Linked DNA regions of Homo sapiens: region 1 is linked to region 2. Evidence: chromatin contacts called from ENCODE Hi-C or POLR2A ChIA-PET data. All regions are on one chromosome and are shown on one strand. The core of a region is the stretch at or near the end of the contact, and the rest is flanking DNA. Distances in the headings are between cores, read along the strand shown. Region 1 overlaps ZNF664-RFLNA (ZNF664-RFLNA readthrough). Region 2 overlaps ZNF664-RFLNA (ZNF664-RFLNA readthrough).

Region 1 (3,265 bases), core at 244-2,743, 120 kb before region 2:
TGTTTTCTTTTAAGTGAAAGAAAATATCAGCCCTACCTTGTCTTTAGTGGAGGAGAAGATGAAAGGGAAAGGGCACGTGGAAACGTGTGCTGGGTGCCCCTGCGCCATCTCCCTGTGTCTGGACCCCAGACACCTCACTGCTCCGGAGGTGCTTTCAGTCCTATATATATTAACCTGAGCTTAGAAAGGAACCTTCAAGCTCCAAAATCTCCTCCCAGGTCCTGGTTAAGAGCCTTTTCACAAATTGGATTCTGCAGTCCTGCATTTTAGTTGAAAATCCCCAATGGAAGCTCTCTGAACTACAAAAGAAGAGACGAATTACCAGGATGCCCCCTCCATAAAATGAAAAAGCCCTACAAGCTGCTGATTAGTCTTTTTTCAGCTCTAAAAGTCAAGGAAGGTCTCGGCCGGGCGGGGAGCTCATTCCTATAATCCCAGCACTTTGGGAGAGGCTGAGGCAGGCTTGAGCTCAGGAGTTCAACACCAGCCTGAACTTGAACTGGCAACATGGCAAAGCCCATCTCTACAAAAAATACAAAAATTAGCCAGGCGTGGTGGTGCGTGCCTGTGGTCCCAGATACTCAGGAGGTTGAGGTGGGAGGTTGGCTTGGACTTGGGAGGTTGAGGCTGCAGTGAGCCAAGATTGCACCACTGCACTCCAGCCTGGGCAACACAGTGAGACCCTGTCTAAAAAAAAAAAAAAAAAAATCAAGGTCTTCATAACTCTAGGAGGCAGAGTGGAATTGAGTCTTTGGCTTCAAGGAGAGAGTGGAGGGAGGCAGCTTAACAGGACGAGAGTAAAGTGAACAGAAAAAGCCTCTCAGAAAAATAAAGGCAGGCGACAGCAAGGAGAGAGGAAAAACCCCCACCTCTCGCGCTGAACAGGGAAATGGGATAGAAAACGTTCCCTGTGATATGCCAACTGAGAATCAACTAGATCTGTTCCACATTTCTTTCTCCTCCTTTTCCCTTTGTACATATTTCCGTGCAGACAGCTTCAGGACGCAGTTCCGGGGAAGCTTATTTCTTCAAAACCCCCCTCTCTCTGCTAGAACAGGCCGTGATTGCTGCGTACCAGCAAGGGGGCAGTCAAGCACAACGCATGAGAAACAAAGGTCCTTCAACCTCCAAGCCCGCAGGAGAGCAGCTCCACTCACTTCCTTTGAAGTGGCCCTCTCTGTTTTTTCTAGGATCGAGAATTTTCCTGTAATACACTGGTCTATTTTTAAACCCACTTTCCATTCGCTAGAAGTAAAGAGTGGAAAAATATAATGAATTGTAGAAAGAAACGGAACATAGGTATAAATGTCAATGGTGGGATTTTATAGGCACATAGAAATCTCCCCTTTAAAAGACACTGCAATTATTTTTAGAATGAGAATTGGTCTCAGGGTGGCCTGAGAGAAGAAATGGGAAAAGAACATTTCAACTTTTACTCTACGGTTCAAACCAGTGATGGCGGTTTGCCATCCTCAATTCAGCACATAAACATGTGGGCTGCCCACCATCCGTGAGCGTGGCAGATACTATGGGAGACGCTAAGGCGACTTAGACAGGATCTCTGCCCTCAAGAGGGTTCCATCTAATTAGGAGGGGACAGACAGACTCACAAATGGCCAAAACAGAAAGTGAAGCCCATCACAGTCACCAGTAAAGTGCAGAGCAAGTGAGAAGAGGGAGGGACCTTCCTTCAGGGGACGGGATATCTCCCATTCCGTGGAGCTGGTGGCACTGGAGGCAGACCTTGAAAGATGACACTGCAGGGACGGGCCGGATGCCCACCCATCCCATTTTCTCTTCCCGGGCCTGTGTTGCAATGAGGTTAGAGTCACGTGGCTGGGCCATGCGATAGAGCCAGTCAGAAGTGGTGGAAGTGAAATATGCCACTTCCGGCCAGGCGCGGTGGCTCACACCTGTAATCCCAGCACTTTGGGAGGCTGAGGCAGGTGGATCACCTGATGTCGGGAGTTCGAAACAGCCTGATCAACATGGAGAAACCGCATCTCTACTAAAAATACGAAATTAGCCGGCCGTGGTGGCACATGCCTGTAATCCCAGCTACTCGGGAGGCTGAGGCAGGAGAATTGCTTGAACCTGGGAGGCGGAGGTTGCAGTGAGCTGAGATTGCGCCATTGCACTCCAGCCTGGGCAATAAGAGTGAAACTCTGTCTCAAAAAAAAAAAGAAAAAAGAAAAAAAGAAATATGCCACTTCCATGTCTGACTGTAACACCCCTTGTGTGGCCATCCAAGCTTTCCCTTTCTCTTCCACACAGAGCCCACATGTTTAAGATAAGTGGTAGAAGCCAGTATCCTTGAGTGCTTGTTGAAAAGAGCTGTCCAGGAGAGCTACCCAACCCACATCACACTATGATGTAAGAGAAGATAGAATTCAGCCACTGAGCTGCTGGGGTGGTTTGTTATAGCAAGTGGTGTCTCTTAGGACAGATGAATAGGTTTTGACCAGTGAAAATGTGGGACCTCTTCCCTGAGTCTCATTCTGCCGAATGTGCTGTTATTAGGACACGCACCACATTTACGGATATCGCTTGTTTGAGGCCAGCCATCCAAGCTTCACTATTTGTACCATGAAAAGGACCTCATCTATCTTGCCCTCCCTCCCATCCCTAGAACCTAGCACAGTGCATCACATACAGTCGGTGTTTAATAAATGGTTTGTTAAACAAAATGGGTAAGAGGGGGCTTTGTTTGGGGAACATCCAATAGTCTAGTTTCAGGAAAGCATAGGATATTTCTATCTAAAGGAGATGGGCATTTAGGTGGGCCTCTGTGGGGACCCTTAACAGGGTGTCAGGAGTTGGCGCTTATTTTGCGGGGCTGTATCCTGAAGCCTTCCCTCCTTTCCTATCCGCTGCAATACTTCATGGGCGTTTTCTTTTGTAAACTTCAATAACTTATTACTAGTTGCCTGTATCTCTAGTCCAACTTTCAGCCTTACTTATCCTAAAAGAACAATAGAGAGAGAGAGAGAGAGAGAGACCTGTGATCCCTGTAATATGAACCTGCTTGTTTAAAGATGTTAGAAAACCTAACTCAACTGACTTTAGGTTAAAAACCACTGGCTCATATAACTGAAAAGTCCAGGATAGTTATAACTGCTTCAAGCATGGACAGATCAGGGCTCTCAAACAGTGTTGTCAAGAATTTCTGATTTTTCTGCTTATTGGAAGTGACGGCATGCCAGTTCTAAGTTTAGGCTTTATTTATATTTTATATTTTTATTTTTATTTTTGAGATGCCCAGGCT
Region 2 (3,217 bases), core at 333-2,832:
CTCGCCTGTGTCCTATGATCATGCTATCGCCATCAGAGAACCTTAGTATTGGCGTATGAAGATATGAAGACTGGGGTGATATTGCACACTTCATAATGAAAGCCTGAAATAATCAACCTTTTAGATTCTAGTTAAAAAAAAAAGCAACAAAAACAAGCAAATGAACCCCCTAAGGACCAGTTAATCAGAAAGGAAAGCCCAAAGATTGTCTACCTCCCTTTGCACCTGGTGGGGTGGGCACCTTTGCAGAACCATGCCTGGTGCTGATAGATTTGGTGGACTTGTGGGGCCAGTTTCAAAAGTGCTGTGGGAAGCCAGGTGGAGAATTTTCAGGTTGCTCAATGGCAGACACGATGGTCTAACTCCAGGCAAAGATCTGAATCTTGGCGATTGGTTTATTTGATCTGCCTAGTCATCTGTTCACTTCCTTCATCTCCTTTCTCCCAAATCTACCCTGCTTGCTGAGCTCAGAAGGCTCGGGGACAAAGCTCTGGCTTCGGCGTCAAACACCCCTGCATTCAAATCCCAGCCCCGTTCCTTACTAGCTGGGTGACTTTGGGCCAGTTACTTAACCTCTCTGATCTGAGTGCTAAATTATTGAAAATGCAAACAGTCGAGAAAAAGTGCTTATGGGAGTTTCTAGGACATAGAGGGTGATCGGTGAGTGCTAGTTTCTTTCCCTCCTGTTGGGAGATATTTACTCAGTAGAGTCTCATGAGAGTTGAGCTATGGTGGTACAGGAAACAGGTCCTGTTAGACATATTGAGAATGTGTGTTCCCATATTGGCTTCAGGGCCATTAATCTCTCTAGGCCTCCGTTTCCTCATTTCATCAGTAAAATGAGAAAAAAAATGGTCTCTCTGACCTCATAAGGATATTCAAGAAAATAAGGTAGTGATCTTTGGAAAATCAAGTATAATAGCCCATTATTGAAGAAAAAGAAAAGTATTCATTTCCAAAAGCTTTCAGGATGTACATATGTTCTACATTCTCTTTAAAAGCATTTGTTTTTCTTGGGAAAAAAATGAAGCCTACAGCTTTTAATGATCAACCACAATGGTCACCATCCATTTGAGAATAATACACACTGATCACGTCCCCTGGCGTGTGAGCTACCCGCGGAGTACTAGCAAGCACAGACTTCATGGTTGTCCTATGTGCAACTGACCTTGACCTCTGATGCTGTGCATCTTGGCACAAAACCAACAGCTTCGTTTTGCAGAGAGCCCATTTACGGGGCATCCTGGGCTGGGGGGTGACTCAGTAGAGGAAAACGTGGCCACCCGGCCAGCTTGGAGGCAGCCACTTCAGCCAGTTCCAGAGGAGGATGTGTAAGAATGGTCAGCCCCAGTGGAAGACCTTTCCTGCAAGGTCAGCGGCAATGATTTCATGACCGGTGGGCCCACCCTGACTGCACAGCCGTGGAAAATCCTCCAACAGAGACGGGAAAGAGAAAAGGGAACCCACCCTACCCAGAAATGAGGCTGGGCTGAGCACAGATGGTGCAGGCTGAGAAGGGCACTGCCAAGAAGTACAGACCGAAGGAGATACTTCCAGCTGCCACCAAGCTGCTGGGACACGGGCGTGCTGTCCTTCTGGTGACAATGAGAGCCATCCGAGGGCCACCCTTGGGATATTGTGCAAATGGCAAGTATTTCAGATGGCCTGTGGGTGTCCGAGGGAAGGGAGCAGTTTCAGGGCTTCTGTTTGAGAGAGTTATTTTTTTTTTTAATGGAAAAAAACACCACCCGCTTTGCCTGTGGAATCATCAGAAGTTGGTGATGATGACAGGAACAGGATCTCAGAATAGGAACCAGCTGGAGATTCATATGGAGAAAAACAAAGGTCTTGATGATTTATTTTTCTCTCTTCTCTCAGCATGTTAGCAAAACAAACAAACAAAAGGGGAAAAAAAGCTTCAATGAACTCTTAAGAAACAAAAATGAAAACACACAGAGCATCTAGGGAATCAGCTTTGCCCTTCCCCGCTCCTGCAGGATTGGAGGGAACTGCAATCATTGTGACCACTGGGAATACTGGCCTCTGCCATAACACTCCAAGAGGCAAGCCCTAAATGGCACCACCAGGCAAAATGGCAGGCCAAGTGGAAAGGCAGGAAGCGGCTTCCACTGGCTGCAAACGCTTGGCTCAACACCACGGGCTGTTTCTGACCATGGAGAGGGCAGCACCTCCAGCTTCGCAGGGGCTGTGTTCTGGGGACAGCCACGGACATCTCCCACCTCATCCCTCCATTCATACCTCCCTTTCCATAGACAGTCGGGGACTCTAATAATCCCCAGCAATGAACCTGGGCCGAGGTGGTCATGGATGGGTGGTGGTCATCGGTCATTGCTTTGTGGGATGTCAAGCTGGAAGACAGGAAGGGTGAAGACAGGGTAGCTGTGGGAGCGCTACCCTCGGGGGCTTGCTGATTCTTATGCACTCTCTCTGGCATTGGAAGGACTTTCAGACTGTTTCAAATTATCTATGAATAAATTTCCTTTTGGATCGTCAGGCAATCAGGCAGCAGAAGTGGAAGATGCCTCCTGAGCCAGCAGAGCCCCTCCAGAAAAATGCCTGCCAGACGCTGGGAACTTGGCTCGAGGTTGGGTCTTCACAGCCAAGGCTTTGGCGTGGAGATCAGAACGGAGGGTTCTAATAGCAACCAGGTGGATGCGGAAGGGCACCCGAGAGCCAGCATCCCTCCAAGGCAGAGCATCAGAAAATGAAAAGCCCTATGATTGCAGGAAATGATCCTGCAGTAGGAAAGACAGCGAACTTTGCCCCCAAGAGGAAAAACATACTTTTGCAAAAGATTTTCTACCAGAAATGGAAGTAAATTACAGAAAGCTGTCTTGTGTTCACAATAAAATTCAAGGACATGTGACCTTAAAATGAGATAAACTTAGATGCAAAGACACAGGATTGCAATGAAAAGGAGACATGGCAAAGATGAAGGCAGAAACAGCCAGGGAGCTCCGTGTGTCTAGGAAGGCCCTGAGGAAATACACCTGAAAAACGGACGGCGGCATTCGCAGCAGAAACAAGTGAAACAGTAGAAAATTGAATCAATGATGTCCAGAAATGAGGGGGAACTATTGTTTGCCAAACAAGAGCCATGTTCCCACCTCAACATTTTCCAGGCTAACGGAATCCTTATCTTCCTCAGAGTCCTGAGCCCTTCTAGGGGGCGGGCGCTGGCCCCTCTTTGGCCCCA

What was found. A loop is a pair of places that touch in the nucleus more often than their neighbours do. ChIA-PET counts read pairs that join two places held with the same protein, here RNA polymerase II (POLR2A). Pooled maps may share reads with other maps.
Region 1: a loop to region 2 is called in a pooled map, with 2.1 times the contacts of the local background. The contact joins two enhancer-like sites. A Hi-C loop is called at or near these places in 3 of 168 maps with a recorded cell type or tissue (HepG2, K562 and sciatic nerve) and 1 of 50 pooled maps. POLR2A ChIA-PET finds 5 or more read pairs at or near these places in 1 of 52 experiments (BJ).

Annotation. Positions count from the first base shown.
Region 1 is chr12:124,052,963-124,056,227 of GRCh38, forward strand. All of the region lies in intron 2 of ZNF664-RFLNA (ZNF664-RFLNA readthrough), which reads left to right. Among named protein-coding and RNA genes, the nearest start is that of ZNF664-RFLNA, 81 kb to the left of the region's middle. Within about 2 kb of position 1,494, at least 2 of the 41 ENCODE cell types and tissues checked have a DNase peak (open chromatin) inside an H3K27ac peak, as active enhancers do.
Region 2 is chr12:124,173,334-124,176,550 of GRCh38, forward strand. The region is part of intron 3 of ZNF664-RFLNA (ZNF664-RFLNA readthrough); the gene reads left to right. Among named protein-coding and RNA genes, the nearest start is that of RFLNA, 120 kb to the right of the region's middle. Within about 2 kb of position 1,583, at least 2 of the 41 ENCODE cell types and tissues checked have a DNase peak (open chromatin) inside an H3K27ac peak, as active enhancers do.